2 separate regions of the Homo sapiens genome follow, and region 1 is linked to region 2. The links are chromatin contacts, found by Hi-C or POLR2A ChIA-PET in ENCODE. All regions are on one chromosome and are shown on one strand. The core of a region is the stretch at or near the end of the contact, and the rest is flanking DNA. Distances in the headings are between cores, read along the strand shown.

Region 1 (3,102 bases), core at 379-2,878, 38 kb after region 2:
AACTCTTAATTGCTGCTTCCTGCAAACAACTGAGGAGGGAAGTTGCAAAGAGAAAACTCAGGGGTAAAGGAGCAGGGAGAATCTGTCTGAGATATGCAGTGACAGCCTCCACCACATCAGACTGAAGCCAGTGCAGGCCATTTGCCCCAGGAGGCACTTTCTGCAAACTTTGCTTAAGCTCCCCTCTGTGCTGAGGAATGCCCCCAGCTGGGATGCTTAGTTCCAGCTCACAGCCTGGCAGAAGAAGATGCAATGCTACAAGCGAAGAGAAATATTTCATAGAAAAGCAAGGGGGCGTTGGAGCCAGGCCTGATGATGAGCTCCACCTGCCATTTCCTGAGGCTGCAGCCAGGGCAGGGTGGGGCTAGAGGGGATCTTTTCAGGTTAGTCCTTGCTCACCTCCTGTGACTCTATCTCCTCAAGAGCAAGCTTCATGAGAGATGGTCTTGCTGGACACTATAGGAGGAAAAGAAGGAAGACAGGAAGATCAGGAAGGAAGACCAGGCTGAAGGGACGGGCAAACCACCCTTGACAGCTCTGCCCAGTATGACTGGGGTGGCTGTCCATCTGAGAATAAGAACTCAAAAGGCACATGGATGTTATTTCTCAATGGCAGTGACAGTCTGTGGGTCTCTGATCCTATCAGACTGTCCTCAGACAGAGAAGGAGGAGGTGAAAGGGGAAAAATACTGCCTTGTAAGAATGGGCAAAGACAAAAGTACTTCTAGGCAGGAGGTGAGAGAAGCAAGGTTGGCAGGGCAGAGGCTATCCTATAGTGAGTCTTGCATGCCTTAGGAAAAGGTGCCCATTCTGGGTACGGAGCCCAACGATCAAGAGGTGCTTCTGTGCAAACTTTAAACGGATGCAGTCCCATACCAGAATACACACTGTGGCAAGTGAGCTGTAGCTGAATTTCAGCCTCCACTCATCCCCTCAGCAGGGCATATTTGTGCAGGGTACAACCAACACCACTGTCCATGGTAGCCTTGAGGGTTGACTGAATTTTTACTGAGGGAATATAAATTTGTTGCTTTTCCCGAGTGGAAAAAAATATACACTAAGAACTCTATATTCCCTGCTGAAGATTTTCTCAGCCTACTTTGAGGCCTGAGCTTGGCTGTGGGGAGAAGTACCAGTGGAAGTTCTGACAGTGGGAGGAGGAATTGTATGTTTCCCATACAAGGACTGTCCCGTACTGACAGGAGGAAGCACATTCCTGGTTCATGATGGGTGAACACCCATGAATGGAGAATGGACGCCAGCAAAGACCATGCCTGGCATCGCACAGGGAGGGAGAATTGCCACAGCTTTGGGAATGAGGAAGAAGGCAGGAGACGGCATCCCTGCAGGGCCAAGGAAGAGACTCCCTCTTCCCAAAGGTAGAACAGCTGTTTCCCTGGGACGAGGCTGTGGAGGGAGGCACCTGCATTCCCCAGGCAGCAGGTCACTCTTTCTGTGCAGGTGTGGAGGAGAGAGTGGAGATGACTCAAGCAGGGGAGTGGCTCATTGCTGTTAGGCAGGTCTCAAGGCCCTGGGGTGCTTCACTTTCCTTCTCGCAGCCCCACCACTTTTTCTGTGACCTGAGCTTGTGCTTAGCTCTGTCAGGCTGCCAGTCAGTTCTTACTCAACCAGGAAAATCCATGAACCCCAGAGTCTGGCTGTACAACACCTGCCTAACCAGCAGGCCTGGACTGAGGTCAATGCACAGAAGAGAAAATACAAGTGTGTGTGTGTGTGTGTGTGTGCATGTGTGTGTCGAAACACGTATATGTATAGGGAGTGAATGGAATGTCCATGGAGAAAGAGACCTATTTTCTGTGGGTATTCTCCTGAAATCATCCTTACTTTAGCTCTGGGGGGCACAGCTCTTGGATGAGGTAACCCTGTGGAAATCACGACCTACTCTCACCTGAGTCTGCTGTGGTTTAAAGGAGCAGGAGTAACTGAAGGAAGAAAGGGCTCATATTCAGTGGCTGTCCTAGGTATGGGGTGAGGGCTCTTCAGGGGGACTAGAGGGGTCAGACTGTCAGTGAGGGGGCTGCAAGGCTGTGGCCTCAGGTCTAGCTCCATTGAGGGACAGAAGGCCCAAGAGGACCTGCTCCTCATCACTCAGCCTGTTCCTTCCCCCAAACGTCCTCCCTCCCCTTTTACCTACCCTTAGGAGCCAGCGCATTCCCCCTCCTCTGTTCCTCCTTCCTCACTAATTCTAGCCTCTCCTGTGCTTGTGATGCAGGAATGAGCAAGGGCTGAGGGCTGCAGTCCTGTCTCTGGGAGTGAGGACCACTGCTCACCCTTTCATGCTGACTGCCATCCAAGGCGCTGAGCGTAGTAGGCTTTCCCCTGGGGGCAGTGAGAGCCAGCTGTTTCCCTGCCCTATGGAATCGCTTCCTCTTCCTTCAGTGGTTCTTTGATCCAGTGAAGGCCCCCAGAGTCTCAGGCTGGCATGGTGCATAGTCAGTTCAAGTCAATTCAGTCTCTTTGAAGATGTCCGTGGAACTTCACAGCCACACTACATTAAGTCTGCTTCCAGGAGCTGACCCTGAGATAAGGGTTTGTGCACATGTGGTTATGAAGGCTGTGCTCCCACGAAAATCGCAAGGGAATGTGGACAGTGGAACAGAAAAGGAAAGCAAGGGGCTACCTCAGGTGAAGTCAGCAGCAGCCTGGCCCCTGAGGAGCTCTGGAGTAGAAATGACACCTTAGAGTTTGTTCCACCTTGAGGCAAGCGAGCTGAGTGTCATATGGTTATCAATCATTGGCTGCAGGTGGCCTCGAGGGTTCATACATTCCCAGCCTGTCTGCTCCTGAAGGGTGAAAGTGGCTCTGTTAGCTTGAGGACAGGACTGTTAGGGAGCCACAGGGGCAGGTTGTTCCCAGCAAAGCTCCCACAGCTGGCGGGGGTGGGCTGTGGGGAGGGTTTTGAGTGGATCTGGCCGGGGCACTGACAGAGTGTGTGGACGCGAAGGGCAGCTACAGCATCTCCCTTGGAAATCAGCCGGCGTGGGCTGGGGCTGGCAGCAGATGACAAAGGGCTCTGAAACTGTGGCAGGGAGGATCTGTCAGAGTGGGGAGATTGGGTAGTTTAGAGATCATTATGGGCAT
Region 2 (3,117 bases), core at 505-3,004:
AACAAAGATGAAGGAGAAACTAATGAGTGTTCCATAATATCAGTATTGGACAACGTAGCTTTAGAGCTTTATGGTCACAGAAAAGGAAAAAAAATTGAATTTGTATACATTTTAAGAGAAATGATAAGGCGATTAATAAATGACTTTGATCATAAATGTATATTATATCAGGATAAAGTTCTTTAGGGAAAGAGGAGTGGAAATACAAACTCAAGGAGAAAAAAGGAATAATGTAAAATTTCTGACTGTTAAAGAAGAGCTTGTTCGTGATTTTTTTTAAAAAAATGGAACATATTAAATTGCTAAAACATTCCAATTCTATTTTGATACATTTAAATAGTGGCTTATAGTTATTCCAAAATGTTTAACTGTTAAAATGTTAAAAGATTTCAAATTTACAGTAAAATGTAACATTTTTCAGCTATTTAAACTCAAAATGAGATTTAAAATACCAACACAAAAATTTTAAGGCATCCCTTCAGAGTAGAGGAGGAAAAAAAAACTGTCAAAGGGGATATATAATGTTCCAACATTATTTTAGGGGACATGCAATGCAAGCAAAATACTTGAAGACTCCTGAGCTGGACAGCATTTGTGTTCTTTTCAACTCTTTGGATTTTGTGGATGGGGTCTAAGAGGTTACTCTGGTGAGTGGGCACTGCAAAGAGCAGGACACCTATCTCCAAATGTAAAGGTTCACTTACAACCAAGTCTCCAAACAAAACAAAGTAGAAACAAGCCAACAAATAAAACCCACCATCTCCTTCTCTTATACACACACACACACACACACACACAGAGCAGACCCCCCAAGCCCCCCAGTAGTTGTTCCAGTATAGGCCGTTCATCAACCTGTGAAAACATGAGCTTCGTTAGCAACAGGGCATGGTCTGATCCCTGGGAAATCTCTGGAGCTGGGAGTGGCCTCAAAGAGGATCATTAAAGATCAAAAACCCCACTTGAAGTTGTTTGTTCTGCTGCAGTGTAAATCCTCTTGGCTGAGCAGCCCTTGACAGAGTCTGCTGCCTAAACAGAAGTCTTAGACGGGTGTTTGGTTTGTTTTCTGTGGAAATCAAGGCAAAGGTCTGAGTTCCACATCTGAGTGCAGACCCAGGACAGTGTACACGGGATGGCAAAGTGACTCAAACTGAAAGAACTCAGTGGAAGCAGAAACTAGGAGCCAGAGGTGAGAACATAAGCCTCCCCACCCCCAAATGGAGAATATGGAGACATCCTGGGGACAGTGGCCTTTCCAGGCACGTAGAGGGTTCATGAGCTTGCATTTTGTCATGCATGAGGAGCCCAGCTTGCTTATATTCAGCTCTGCGTGGATTCCTCGTGCTGTTGTCCTACTCCAGGTGTCAGGAATAGCTCAGCCCTTCCCAGAGGCAGCAAGAGAGCAAGAAGGACAGAGGAGACTGAGCTGGCAGGTCTCTAAATGACCTCAAGTCACCACAGCCACTGGTGCTGAAGGAAATGGGAAAATAGTCTCGTGACCCAGCGAGTGCTTCCCATGCAGGTGAGCGCTGACAGTGGGAGACAGGGGTGTATCATCCTGGCAAGAGAGCAGAGGGGAGAGGAGAGGACTCCTCATGCTGTGGGAGCTGGAATCCTGGCTTGGCTGCCCTGAGTCAGCCTTCAATAGCCAGAGCCAGACCTCCCCTTCCTAGCAGGGCCCTGCCCAGATCAGGTGGCCGGGAGGGGCTGTTGCTCAGCCCTAATCCTGGGATCAACCCCAGGAAGTGGTAGCAGGACCCAGGTGGCCTTGGACCATTTCAAAGACTGGCATCAGATGTTTATCAGCTAGTATTTGTACAAGGCCCAGGCTGAGGATGCATAAGAGACTGTGAAAAATGTCAGGAAAGCGAAAACAGCTTTCTGTAAATAGGGCTCAGACCCTGGGCAAGGTGCTATGTCTCCCCTTGGGGCTTTGGTGAAGGAAAACGCAAACATTAATCCAGAGTGAGAGAAAGAAACAGACACCACCTTGTAGGAAGATGGAGGACTGACTCCAGGAAACTCCAAGAGACGGGATGCAAAGAGAGGCAGGGTCTGTGTTTTACTTTTTCTTTGAATGTTCTGCAGTCTGTCATCTCTGGAGGCCTCAGAACCTGGTGTCACATTACAGGGTGAATGCCAGGGACAAGCTAAAGAGAGGTAAGAACCCACAGCAGTGTTAATGGCCACTGTGGGAGAATTCTGGAGATCTTACACTATAAGGGACAGGGAAACATTCATACATTTAATAAACATTAAATCTCTGATAAAAACCTATAAAACCAATCATTTTCAACTTGTATTTTAATGTAACTCACATGACCTTTACCTACATGACTCACCCCTATGCACATTGCGAGATTTGGCCACAACTGTCAAATTTGTTTGCAATTCCCAGCTCCCAAACCCTAACTTCACCTCTTCCTCTCTAGCTTAGGAGGAAAGAAAGAATGCATGTAAGTAAGAGCATTGTTATTATAGGGTGACCTTGAATTGCTCTAATTCATTAAAACGGTGAATTCTTTGCAAAATTGAGAGATGAAGTGAGGCTGCATCTCTTTTATGTGTCCTGTGAGTTTGGCTCTAGCCTCATCTCCCCTCTGGCAAGAATGGCTTTCTCTCTTTCCCAGGGTCATTTCCCTGTGATGAGCCCAAGAAGTCCAGGTTACCAGGATGCTTATGAGAAAGCCAAGGGTCAGTCCTTGTCTCCTGGGCTACTGGAACCATCTCAGATGCATGCCTGGAGGCTGTGGGGCTCCTCAGCCCCTGCCATGCCCAGGGGGTCCCAGACCGCTGCCAGAGGCAGAGGGACTGGGGCTTGGACAGCCAGGAAAGTCCTTCCACACACTGTAGCTGCAGTTGAAATTCCACAGCCCCATTTGAGCCCCAGAGCTTGTCCTGGTCACTCTCACCTCCTCTACACTCCTGATGCTGGGACTTCCTTTGCTGCTGATCATGGAGTTTGTGGCTAGCTCTGGTCACAGCTAGCAGCCATGGTATATATCCTACTGACAATTGTCCTTTCAGCACAAGACACGGCAATCCCTGCCTTCTTTCAATGCTATGCTCAGCTAAGGAGCTGCCACTCAAATGGAATGGCAGAGCCACTTACCCAGGGCA

What was found. A loop is a pair of places that touch in the nucleus more often than their neighbours do. ChIA-PET counts read pairs that join two places held with the same protein, here RNA polymerase II (POLR2A). Pooled maps may share reads with other maps.
Region 1: a loop to region 2 is called in a map of PC-9, with 2.3 times the contacts of the local background. The contact joins two enhancer-like sites. A Hi-C loop is called at or near these places in 7 of 168 maps with a recorded cell type or tissue (Caco-2, PC-9, aorta and 3 more), 1 of 37 single-sample maps with no recorded cell type and 8 of 50 pooled maps. POLR2A ChIA-PET finds 5 or more read pairs at or near these places in 4 of 52 experiments (Caco-2, H1, Panc1 and 1 more).

The regions. Positions count from the first base shown.
Region 1 is chr2:64,361,202-64,364,303 of GRCh38, reverse strand. No RefSeq gene overlaps it. Among named protein-coding and RNA genes, the nearest start is that of MIR4433B, 22 kb to the right of the region's middle. RefSeq lists an enhancer at 261-400. Within about 2 kb of position 1,628, at least 5 of the 41 ENCODE cell types and tissues checked have a DNase peak (open chromatin) inside an H3K27ac peak, as active enhancers do; they include PC-9, where a contact is called at or near this core.
Region 2 is chr2:64,399,553-64,402,669 of GRCh38, reverse strand. The region is part of intron 1 of LGALSL-DT (LGALSL divergent transcript); the gene reads left to right. Among named protein-coding and RNA genes, the nearest start is that of LGALSL, 53 kb to the left of the region's middle. Within about 2 kb of position 1,754, at least 7 of the 41 ENCODE cell types and tissues checked have a DNase peak (open chromatin) inside an H3K27ac peak, as active enhancers do; they include PC-9, where a contact is called at or near this core.